2 separate regions of the Homo sapiens genome follow, and region 1 is linked to region 2. The links are chromatin contacts, found by Hi-C or POLR2A ChIA-PET in ENCODE. All regions are on one chromosome and are shown on one strand. The core of a region is the stretch at or near the end of the contact, and the rest is flanking DNA. Distances in the headings are between cores, read along the strand shown.

Evidence for each region. Hi-C counts contacts between places; a loop is a spot of excess contacts on that map. ChIA-PET counts read pairs that join two places held with the same protein, here RNA polymerase II (POLR2A). Pooled maps may share reads with other maps.
Region 1: a loop to region 2 is called in a map of B cell, with 9 times the contacts of the local background. The contact joins the promoter of PHKA2 here to the promoter of PHKA2-AS1 in region 2. A Hi-C loop is called at or near these places in 9 of 168 maps with a recorded cell type or tissue (B cell, CD4-positive, alpha-beta T cell, CD4-positive, alpha-beta memory T cell and 4 more), 13 of 37 single-sample maps with no recorded cell type and 21 of 50 pooled maps. POLR2A ChIA-PET finds 5 or more read pairs at or near these places in 8 of 52 experiments (B cell, CD4-positive, alpha-beta T cell, GM10248 and 5 more).

What each region holds. Positions count from the first base shown.
Region 1 is chrX:18,981,929-18,988,279 of GRCh38, reverse strand. PHKA2 (phosphorylase kinase regulatory subunit alpha 2) reads left to right here and starts at 4,166. Exons shown (of 33, transcript NM_000292.3): 1 at 4,166-4,425. The coding sequence starts at 4,348. It overlaps LOC101928415 (a long non-coding RNA gene), which reads right to left and starts at 693. Exons shown (of 4, transcript XR_001755808.2): 1 at 226-693; 2 at 1-22. RefSeq lists enhancers at 3,332-3,381, 3,363-3,863, 3,864-4,364 and a silencer at 3,482-4,171.
Region 2 is chrX:18,885,684-18,891,661 of GRCh38, reverse strand. It overlaps PHKA2-AS1 (PHKA2 antisense RNA 1), which reads right to left and starts at 1,366. Exons shown (of 3, transcript NR_029379.1): 1 at 1,034-1,366. RefSeq lists an enhancer at 4,757-4,966.

The DNA of each region.
Region 1 (6,351 bases), core at 2,917-5,416, 94 kb before region 2:
ATTGATCCCATGTTCTGAGACTCTATTGTAAGGAAACAGAGGTGGTGCCAATATTAGGAGGCAAGGAGTGTCAGGGCAGAGGCCAGTATTTAAAGAAGTATTTCCTCAAAATATTGGAGTAGTTTTTTTTTGTTTTGTTTTGTTTTTCCTCAAAACACACTGCAGTCATTAACCCCACAAAGGAAGTCTGCTGACTTCAGTGAGCAGCATCATGATCGTTCTTACTGAAAATGGTGAAGCAAGCCAGGCAAGCACCTGTAGTCCCAGCTACTTGGGAGGCGGAGGCAGGAGGATCGCTTGAGCCAGGAAATTGGAGTCCATCCTGGGCAACACAGAAAGACCTCCTGTCTTTAAAACAAACAAACAAAAAACGATGAAACAGCTTCACTTGGGATACTGGGTATGTCTAAGGAGGTCAGCTAGGAGTCAGTCGGTTTGTCAAAGGCCATTTAGACAAAGATTAATTTACAGCATAACCAATTCACAGAGTGGACTTGTTTGGTGTCATTTTGTCTCCATAACAGCATTTTAAGGACTAGTTTGTCTTTGTCTCTGCTCCTTGCTGTTCTAGTTGGAGTCCGAAGGAAAGGAAAAAGGAAAGACTGGGTAGACATAAGAACATAATCTTCAATTTGAAGAATTCTTATCAGTGTATACTTTTTTTTTCTTTTTTTTTTTTTTTTTTTGAGACAGAGTCTCGCTCTATCACCCAGGCTGGAGTGCAATGGTGCAATCTTGGCTCACTGCACTCTCCACTTCCTGGGTTCAAGCAATTCTCCTGCCTCAGCCTCTCGAGTAGCTGAGATTACAGGCACCTGCCACCATGCCCAGCTAATTTTTGTATTTTTTGTAGAGATAGGGTTTCACCATATTGGCCAGGCTGGTCTTGAACTCCTGACCTCAAGTGATCCACCAGCCTCAGCCTTCCAAAGTGCTGGGATTACAGGTGTGAGCCACTGCGCCTGGCCAGTATATACTGCTTTCTTTTCATGTTAGTCTCCAGGTACAGCATCAAGAAGTCAGAGCAGGCAAAAATGGAATATATGTTCTTTTAGAATATATTCTTTTAAATATATTTAATAAATATATTCCTCACTGTGAAGAAATCTTATGTTCCCTGGTGTTTCCTCTCTTTATCTCTTAGCCTCAAACGAGCTACAGGAAGCTGGAGCAGAGACAAATTCAACATTCTTTAAAATGTAACGAAAAAATGATTTCCAGTCAACTAAATTATCATAGAAATAACTAAATTTGGTGAATTGGTCATTTTCAGCAAATTCATTCAGAATTGACCTTCTGGGTCAAAGATGGAGTGATTTTCTTTAGAGCCAAAGACCTGAACCCTACAAGAGAAACATTTATTGGTTTCCACCTTGGATGTTAACATGGGGCTCTCTGGAAACTACCTGGGCTGAAGTCTCTGTGGCAGGATGATGGCAGATCCTCTGGCTGGGGTCAGAAAAATCATACATGGTGCTACCCCAGGGTCCAGTTCTGGGTCTTCATTTTTATGGAGATCATGAATCAGCTTCAGAAACAATAACATTCCCTATCATTATACTATATCTGATTCTTGACAAATATTTGAGAAATGACTTGGAGACAAGTTTCTATTGGTGATAACCAGAGAATGGCTTCATGGATATGGGGACCAAGATATGGAGGTTTTGCACCTCAGGGATATGAGGATACTAAAATGTGAGACTGATTTATTATATAGTACAGCTTTCTGGTCCAAAATGAATCACTAAAATTTGCTTTAAAAATTTAAAAGCTAAAACGGAGTAGCCTTCCTTCTTGGTTTTATCCCAGAATTTTGAGCTTATTGAAGAACATAGCTTATATATTGCTATGCAATCGCATAGACCAAAGCCGAAGAATGTAGATTGCCTATACACCAAAAGGGGTGCAAATGTGCACAGCAGAATTAGCGAAGAATGAAGTCAGGAAACTGAAAATGTTTCTATACTAGGTGGAAATGCCAGATAAGGAGCAAAGATCATCAGTTATTTCCCATATGGCTGCAAAATCAACTCCTAAGGAAGGACCCAATGGAAACAAAAGCCACAATGAAAAGAAGCAATGATCCCAGCTTTTAGATGGAGATGAATACATGAAAATTCTAGCAAGAGTACATATTCAGATTCCAAAACATTTAGTGGTGATAACAATGTCTAGTTTTATTCACCCCTAGACCACAGCAAATTCTTCATGGAGGCACATCACATGGATCACTGCATAATTCAAAAGCCAATATTAAGAAAACAAAGTATTATATGAAGTAATATGTGAGCTGATGTGGGGTTTGGTGCTTTAGTTGAGTGACAGAGTAAAGCCATAGATTTATGTTCTGGAATATCTAATATAAACTTGGTTAAGGACCAAACATAAGGGAACGCAGCTAAGCAGGACTGATTTCATTTACTCATGCGAGCAACATTAATTGAGCTCCAACTATATGCTCAACACTGTACCAGGCATAGTAGGAGATACCAAAAGACTGTTTCAATGAATAACGTACATTCCAATTAGGAAAATATGCCTCATCCACACATGAAAACATAAATAACAACAGGAGGCAATACATTGTGGCCAAGTGACAACGAAATTAGCTATGATTTATTAAGTATTTTTCTACTAGCCAGGCTTGTGCTAAATGCTTTATATTCATCCTCTTGATCTTAAGTCATCCTGTGAGGTAGGTGCTATGATTATCTCCATTTTACAGATGAGAACACTTAAGTTCAAACATGTAAAACGGGATGCCAAAGGTCATACGACTTGTAAATGACAGAACTGACATTTGAACTCAAAATGAACTGACTCTAAGTCCTAAGCTCTTACTAAACCAATGGCTACAGAAATTCAGAAAATGGGGAAGGCTAATAGAGGAGCTGAGCTGGCCGTTAAGGGAAAGATAGGCTTCAGTTAGTCAAGGAGGAGGAAGAAGGGCCGAAGGGGTCAAGCATAGAGTAAATGCATGGAGACTGGAAAAGAGCTTGCGGAAATTGATTGCATTAGTCTAGCTGTCCAGTAAATTCCTATGTGGGCCAGATTTTGGTGGACAATGAATACCAGGCCGAAGATTGTGAACTGTAGGTTATCAGCAGCCACGAAACATTATAATGAATGCCAAGTTTCAAGCTGTAGACCCGTGGGAGATGAACTGCGAACCTGCCCGAGGAAGCGGCGCCCAAGTGGCTAGGGGCGGGGTCACAGGCGCCAGAGGTGTCGCTGGGGCACCTCTCCGGGCCTTCCCCCTTTTTCTTCCGGGCTGGGTCCCGCTACTCCAGTTCCGCTAGGCGGCGGAGACGGGGCCAGAGGTGGGACTACAATCTTGGCCCTCAGAGGGGTGCCCAGGCGGCCGCGGTAGGCGGCCCTCTTTCTCCGGCCTCGAGTGGGACTGGCACCCGTCTCGGGGGGCTCCACACTACCACGCAGGAAAGCCAACTCGTCCGCCGCCCGAAGCCGGGTTCCCCTAGACTCCCACGGGCCGCCTCCTTTTTCGTCCCCCCCGAGGCCGCGACTCTGAGGGTTCCGCTCTGCGGCGGAGGTGGGGCCAGGGGCGGGGATGTGGGCGGGGCCGTGAGGTCGTTCCAGGGCGCGGGGCGGGGCCGCCCCCTTACCTGTGCCCCTCAGGGTTCCAAACGTTCCACTCCGCGGCAGGGGCGGGGGCGAGTCCGGAGGGCGGGTCCAAGGCGCCCAGGTGGCCGCGGCAGAAGGGCCTGTTTCTCTGGCCTTGGCTGTGGTTGGCAGCCGGCCGGGGAGAGAAGGGACTCAGGGAGGCAACCTGGTTCCCGCCCGTTGCTGATTTCGCAGCGGCTCTCCCGGGCCGCCCCCTTTTCCTTCCTCCTCAGGCCGCGACTTGGAGGGTTCCGCTCCGCGGCGGGGGCAGAGCCAGGGGCGGGGCTGAGCGCGGCCTGGGCGATCTCCCCGGCGGCTGGGGTGGGCTGGCGTCTTCTTCGCGCCCGGGGGACCTCCTCGCGACCGCCGGGACGTAAAAGGGGCTTGGCAGGGGCGTCCTCGCCCCACTCCCGGAACCTGGTTTCCCGCTGCTCCCGCGAGCGTCGGGAGCCCAGCAGGCCTGGCCGAGGCGGGACCTTCGTCGCTCCAGCCCCCGTCCCCGCCCCCGCGCCTCCCCGCCGCGCGGAGCTCTGGTTGGCTTGCTTTCCAACCGGACTTTGGGGCTAGCGTTTAGAAAAGTCTCGACCTCCTCCGGCCCGGTCCCATCCCAAGAACCGACTAAGGCTGTGAGTGTCCGGGAACCAGACCCGCTTGGAGGCCACAGCCCCGACGTCCCGCGCCCACGCGGCAGATCGGGCGCTGCGGCCTGGGAGCCTCGGGGAGATGCGGAGCAGGAGCAATTCCGGGGTCCGCTTGGACGGGTACGCGCGGCTGGTGCAGCAAACCATCCTGTGTTACCAGGTAAGGAGGGACCGCCCCCAGGGAACGCGTGGAACTACCCTCTCATGTAACTCATTCTCCTTCCCAGGTCTGGCCCTCTTGTGACCTGAGACCTTGCAATTAAGAGTTTGCTATTTGAATCTAGTCCTTGCTAGCCAGTGATTACCACCCCATTGCCACCCCGTGCTCCTTAAGATTCAGGGGACCTAACTGTTGCTACGGCTACTTTTCACAGAATTCTTTGGCCATTGTTCAGGATGAGAATGAGCCGCCTCCGTGCCCGGGTCCAAACTGCCTCTTTTTGCATTGACTCTGCTTTTTTTGGACGAGAAGAGGTGTGGGGGGTTTGGACAGACTACACTGAATGAGAACAGTAGACAGGAGTGAAGAAGCTCCTGAAGTTTACGCAGGACTCTGCAGTGTGGGGCGACAGCTACCGTCCCTCCCATGAGCTGTCTTGGTAGAGACCCACCTGGGAAGCCCTTAGGGGCTACTTTGGTTGCTATTTTACAGATAAGAAAATTGTGAGGCTAGAAAGGTCACTGCATGTAGCAGGTCAGACCCAAAGGCTCCCAAGCTCACAGGGTCCTATGACACTGCCCATGTGGTCCGAGGTATGAATTTGCCTGCTATGCTTTGTATTCCTGGGCTAAAATTATGTGTGGGTCCATCAGTGTAAGACCACTGAACTATTTTTATTCCTAGTGAAGACAGCAGCTATGTTTCTTGCCCTCAATCAACAGCAACTATTTATAGGGCCTTCAAAGTCAACGAAGGAAGTGGCATTCAGGGGTTAGAGGCCTGACCTGCAAGTTGGGAGCCATGGTCATTTCCAAGGCACTGACCATTTTCCCTTCTTAACTAATTTCTTAGCCTTGTTTCCTCACTTAGGAAATATTTGTGGTGTATCTGTTATATGCAAAGCACTCTACAAAGTGCTGGGGTTACAAGAATAAATGATCGTAGTGCAGTAACATTTATGCATAAGGTATAGGTCCAAAGTCCCTTAATCTGTTTTCTTTGTTGTTGTTTGTTTGTTTTTGAGACAGGGTCTCACTCTGTCTCCTAGGCTGGAGTGCAGTGGCGCGATCTCGGCTCACTGAAACCTCTGCCTCTCGGGTTCAAGCGATTATCCTGCCTCAGCCTCCCGAGTAGCTGGGACTACAGGCGTGCGCCACCACACCCAGCTAATTTTTGCATTTTTAGTAGTGACGGGGTTTCACTGCGTTGGCCAGGCTGGTCTCGACCTCCTGACTTCAAGTCATCCTCTCACCACGGCCTCCCAAAAGTGCTGGGATTACAGGCATGAGCCACTGCACCTGGCCTCAGAGTCCATTATCTGAAACCCTTTGGACCAGTTGTGGTTTGCCCATCAGAAATGTTTGGCTTTTAGAAAGGTAATATGCGTACAACGTACTATATATACCATAATAACTGCAGCCAGATCTGGGCAGCACCCCTTCATCAAACAGGTTATTACTTCCACATCAGAATATGAATATTCACATAATTTCAGTAAAGGCTGAAAAGAGTTTCATATTAGTTCGGCTCATCTTTTGCCACCAAAAGAGCTTGCTGCAAACTTACGAAAACACTTTAAATTTTCAGAGCTTACTGGCTTTTGAGATTGCACATGAAGGATGATGGTCTTTATTTTGAGAGCTTTGAGGAAGGACCCCTCGCCCAGTTTGTGGGAGCAGTAGAGGAGTCCTGGAAGAGATGATGTTCAAGTTGAGAGCAGAAGAAGTAGGCAGGCAAATCAAGGTTATTTTTCCCCTTCTTCCTTGGAATATATTCTAATTACATCTATAAAGTGTTTTAAAATCCAAGTTGAAAAACCTTTCCCTTCATGACTGTGATGGAGAGGGCTTTAAGGAGAGCTGATGAAGCTTGGTTCTTTTGTCAGACCTGGGTTTGAATCCCCTGCTCTGCCTTGAATGACATGTG
Region 2 (5,978 bases), core at 117-2,616:
CTGCAGCTTCCCAGGTCTGGGGGGTCGCATTTTCATAGCCTTTGCATGTGTGTGTGTCTTTAAGACATGCCCGACAGAAACAAGAGTCTTGGAGATGACACGTAATTCACCTGCCCCGTGGATCATTTCAAACAGATAACGTGGGAAAGGTATAAGAAGGTATAAGTCATGAAAGTTGTTCTTGGAAAAAGCTCAGGAAGAGTTAGAGCCCTCCAGAATGAGCCAGGTGCTAATTTAGAACAGTCACCTGCCTGCCAATGATGATGACGTGCTCAGCCACCAAGCTGCGGGCCGGGAGAGGAGCCGTAATAAGCGATTCCACCAAGCCTTCCAGCCACTCCTTTGAAACCTCTTTAAAATGAAATCCTGAAATAGGACCGCATTTCCACAGGCATCAAGCTGTCAGCTTCAAAGGAGAACAGGCTTCTGAGGCCTGGCCCCTTCAGCGCGCAGCTGAGGCCCCCCTCCCCGAGGAGAGGAGCAGATGTTTGAGGGCAGAGGGCCTGTCCTGACAGCACCTGCGTGGAGGTGGCAGGAGGGGATTGTTTCTAGGCCAGGCGAGAGGAGCCTGGCAGCCCCTGGAGCCTCGAGCCGGGGGTGGCGGGGGCAGGAACTTCTACCTCCCTGCTCAGAGCCAAGAAGTCAATTTGAACCTTTGCTGGGGCTCGGTATTAACACGTTCTGCCTTGGAGGGCAAGCCGGTGGGGCCAGGAATAAGCATTCCTTTTAACAACTTCAGTTGAAAAGCAGCCACCGCCCCACCCGCTGCTGTCCCTGGCTCTCATCAGGTGAATTCAGCATTCCTGCCACCCTGCCAGTGCCTCTGTGATCCTGGGCATGAGTTGACCACTATGTACCTCAGTTTACCCATCCACAAAAAATGCAAAAGGCCAGGACTAAGCATGGGGGCGTGACGTGAACTCCCGCTCCTCCTCTGGTCAAGGGCTTCATGCTTAGAGGAAACCAGATAAGCCCTATTGCAACCCCACCTGGAGTGGAGTGGGGGAGGATGAGGAGGAGGGGGAGACCCTACCTTCCACAGGCCCAGGGACTCGAGGGGTGGGGCTCCATTAGGAGATCAGTCGGGGCATGGTGAAGGGGAGGAGAGGTTGTCAAGGCTCAGCTGCCTGGACAGAGAGGATGGAAATACTCCCTGTGTGAAAAAAGAAAAGGAAAAGACCCCAGATCAGGAGGCAGGAAATGCAGTTTGGCAGAGTTGGTTGATGCCACTTACTTCTGGACAAGAAGACTGGAGGCTTGGCCACCCTTGATGGAAATTGCAGCAGAACCATCTCTCTATTCTGTTGATTCCCGCACCAGGCTGGCAAATAGCTTTTGTCTTTTCTGCTTCCTTGTTGCAAAAGGGTACAAAAGCCTCCCACCCACCCCACCCCCAATCGCCCTTTGTGCCATTATCTTTCAAGGTGACTTAGCTTTTGAAGTCCCTGCCATCTGCTCTGCAGGCCTGTACTTTGCAGGATGTGAGAGCACCGCGTTCCCAGAATGCCTTCTGTTCTACCCGACGTGGCTACTGATAGCTCTGCCTGTGAGGGGAAAAGAAAGCTGCGCTGTGGCCCCCTTAAAGCCCAGTCCCTGCTGTCTCCCTCAAAAAGCCACTTAGGAAAGCCACGGCCTTGAGGTACCAAGAGAGTTCTTTGAGAAATGAGAGTGGAAACTGTGAGAGAGGCTGCTCTGCAGTCGAGTGCTGGGCACGTCTGACGATGCCTGGGAGAGGAAAAAATTCCATCAAAAAACTACCATGGTTTTCTTTAGAGGAACATATGTGCACTTTTGGCAAAACATGCCTTCTCAGGAGAGCTGGAATAGTTGGAACCAATGAACTCTGAAGTCATGTGATTCGTCCCTCTGTCTTCGTGCAGTCCTTAAACTATTCTGAAAAATGCATGAATCCAACACGAATCCTAGCATTTCTGCCATGCCCACTGAGGGCCAGGCAGGCATACAGCCTGGTTGGGGGGTGGGAGGGTGAAAAGTATCTCTTTTTGTGCTTGAAGGCCCCTGAGGAAGCCCCTAGGCTCCCGTGGTGAGTGTTCCCTGCGCTGGCCTAGCAGGGTGTTGGTGTCTTGAGCCCGAATCCTGTGCAGCATTGGCCCAACCCTTGCAGGTGGCCGCCACCCCTTTCCCCTGCAGCTGGCATAGCCAAGGTGCCAGGCTCTGCAAAGGGTAAGCTGCATCTGAATTGGGCACGAGGGGATGGTTGTGCCTTCCACATCTCCTTTTGTGAAAGATCTTCCCAGATGCAAACCCAGGATGGACTTGCCAAAGAGAAATCCCAGTAACTGGCTCTAATCTCTGTGCCACCAGCTGCCATTGTCTCGAAGTTCATTTGCAAACAACAGAAACCAACTGTGGCTGGGTTAAGTGGGAAGTTTATTAAACAATATTGGATAGGTCACATGGTCACCAGGCTAAGCGGCTCCCTAGCCAGGACCAAGATCCCATGTCATTCTCCAGTACTCCCAGGTTCATACCCCAGGACTTACACCACAGACACCCCCAATGCTGGGCACTGTCACTGGGACCACTGCCTCTGCTCTTTTGGAAACTAAATGTAGAGGCTTCTACTTGTCACCAAAAGGGATTTTAAACAGCCACTAGCTGCCACTTCAAGGTCTCAGGCAAGCATACTGCCTCGGCTGAGGGAGAGGTTAGAAAAAACAGCATCCAGCCAGGCGTAGTGGCTTGTGCCTGTAATCCTGGCGCTTTGGGAGGCCTAGGCAGGAGGTCTCGAGCCCAGGAGCTAGAGACCAGCCTAGGCAACAATGTGAAACCCTCCCTACAAAAAATAAAATCAGCAAGGCACAGTGGTATACACCTGTTTTCCCAGCTACTCAAGAGGCTGAGGTGGGAGGATCACTTAAGCCTGGGAAGTCAAGGCTGCAGTGAACCGTGATTGCACCACTGCACTCCAGCCTGGGTGACAGAACAAGACCCTGTCTCAAAGAAAAGAAAAAAGCCGCATCTTGAGAATTCTGCCTTCCAAAGTGGAGGTCCCCACTTCATAACATGGGGATCCCCTGAACACAGGAAGGAGGTTCAAATGCCAAACATCTGAAACTCAGTGTCCGCTCCAGCTGGAATGCTTGCTTTTCTTTCCTCTGCCCATAAAAGAAGGACCTGTGCCCTCGCCAGGGTCTGCCCTGGAGAGCTGACGCAAGAGGCACATTTGCCCCTGAGGAAGGCTGTGTGTCAGGAGTGAAGAGGGGCGTGCAGGCAACCCCTCCTCACCCCAGGTGCATGGAAGCCATCCTGGTACCCACCTCTGGGATGGAGGTAGGACAATTAATTACATGTTCTGTCTTTGGGTAGAAATGCTACTGAGCCATAGGGGCTGGATCACCACTGCTGCCCAGTATGGCCCACCAGACCACCTTCCACCATCCTGCAAAGCCCTGCAGAATTGCCAGTGCGCCCTGCAGTTTTTGTGACCACCAGCCCAGTCCCATTCGATTTTCATAGCCCTTGAGTGACAGCCCATCTGGGACAAGACTCAAATGATTGTCACATCTTTTCTTCTAACTCTTTAGCCAGCTGGGGGATTTAAAAATAATGAATTGGAACCGTTCGTGGTATAAGCCTCTCTCTTGACAGTGTGAATAATTTCCTCCAGCTGTCACCAGGGATCGTTTGAGTTCCTGTAAGTACTGGAGTCTCTCCTGGGCTCAAGAGAGGCACAGCCATCTAGGCCAGGCGGCCCTCTCTGCCTCTCCCCAACCTCCCCTCCTTCTGGAAGTGCAGGCAACAGCTCCCTGCTCCCCTTTCCCTCATTAGCCACAAGAGATCTGGAGCGAAAGTGGCCCAGCAGGCTGGGAGAAGGTTTTGAGAGGGCATTGCACCCACCGCGGCTGACGCAGCTCTTCACGCCAGAAGATGAAGCAGCCGTTCTTAGTGGCTCCTTGCACTGCCGCCTGAATCTCACCAGAAAGGATTCTGGGCTTTCCATCGCCTAAAGCAGAGAGCTCCCTAGTGCTAGGGTGGTGACTGCCGCCCCGCCCTGCCCCCGCAGGATGTGTACCTTTGTCCCAGCTTGGTGGAGACTGTGCATCGACGGTGCTGTCAGCACACGTCCACGTGGCTGGATCTGGGCTTGGCTGGCTGAGGCACAAAGGGCTCCATGCCTAGTAGGGCAAAGAGTCAAAAATAAGTCTGCGGTGCAAGAGGGGTCAAGATGGAGCCCGGGTCGGGGAGCTCACTGTCAGCACAGGGTTAGCAGAGGCTCCGCAGAGTGACCAGAGCCGGGACTAGGGGGTGTGGAGCGGCAGAAAACGCGGGGACAGGTGGGCACAGGCCAGGCAGCCTGGGAACTGCCGGCACTCGGTGGAGGGGATGCAGGGGGCTTCCTGGGCTTGGCTGGGGGTGGAGGGGCCTTAGCAAAGCCACTGTCTTCGGCCCCTGAATGGCAGGCACTACCCCTCCACCAGCCCCAGTCCCACTTGCTCAGCTATGCTGGGGGAAGAGGGTAGAGGCTCAAGATGGGTTGGGGCAGGAGGTGGGGATTTGACCCTCCCAACCCTCGCCTGGGTCTCACGGGCTCCTCATAGGTGAAGGCTGAGTAAAACACTCAGTCCTCCAGAAAGTGCAGGGCCACAGCGCCGGAGTTGCTCAAGAATGCGACCCAGCAGGATCGGACTAGTCCTTTAAATGTCAAAGCAGCCGGCTGGGTGGGGACAGCACAGCTGGGTGAGGCCAAGGCCATCTCTGAGTCTCCTGCAGCTCAGCCGAGGGAGGAAGTGAGACTGACCCCTCCTCCTCCCCGCCCCGGAAAATGAACAAGGAGTGATGATTTTCGCAGCATATCGGGGGCAGAACGAAGCAGAGGAACGGGTGGGGAGGCCTGGGAGCACAGAGGGCCTGTCCTCTGGGATGACTGGAGAAGATCTCAGTGGGCAAGATGTGATCAGCGACCTGAAGGAAGTGAGGGCCTGAGCCTCACTTTAGCTGGAGGAGACGGTGCCGGGCAGCAAGGAACCGCCAGTGCGAACGTGGGAGGCAGTACTGCACCCAACACGTCTGCAGGGGGCGGGAGTGGAGCCACCAAGGAGTCCAGACTTTGGCTTTTGTCCCAAGTCACTGGGAAGAATGACAAGTATTGCCAACCCTGCCCAGAGAGATCTGCTTTAAAGGTTAGGGGGCAGTGGAGCCATGGCAGAGGCAGAGGGGAGAAGCAGTTCATTTCACCGCAGGTCTGGAGGGACATGTGTGAGAGGCGGAGCCAGGAAGGGAGCCAGTGCCGAGGCCATGTGACTTCCTTCCACCTATTTTGAGGAGCTGACAGCCTTCGGGAGCAGCCCCTGCTTTGCTGCTATTTAGGGGAGATAATCTAGTAACTGGAAAATGGGGGTGATGAAATGACAGAAGAGGGAGAGAGAAGCGATGCCTGTTCCCTTCCTCAGCTCCCTCCGCTGTCTCAGGCCTGAAACCCTACGTGGTCCCTACACCACGTTCAAGCCGACATGCACGTACAAAGCCATATACCTGCATCTGCTGGCGCCACCTTCCTCGGGGGATGGGGTGGGCAAAGGAAACAGTGGCCGGGACTCTATCCCCAGGGCACCCTCCTCCGCCCTGCCTTCTCCTGCTCTCACCTTACCTCTCCCCTGACGTCCCTAAGCGTCCACTGCCCTTCATATTGGGGCTTTAGAAAGCAACAGTGACAGACTTTGGGGCTGAGGCCTGGAAAGGTTCTAAAGGCTCCACACCGCAAGTTGTTCAGAGGCTGCTTCCTCTGCACTTTAAATAGATGTGCTATGCTGACTTTGACACATTTCTTTTTTAAACTTAAAAAAAGCACAATCGGAAAAAAAGCAAGAAAGAAATGTAGTGAGTCATCCACTAGCGGGAGGGAGGGGTACTGTGCTGGGAGGTGGGGACCAGTGGAACATTCCAGGAGGCTGGCCAGGGAGTACGTACCCCAGCCGGTGGGGAGAGGGAATATAGGAGGGGATAGTTGAGGCCAA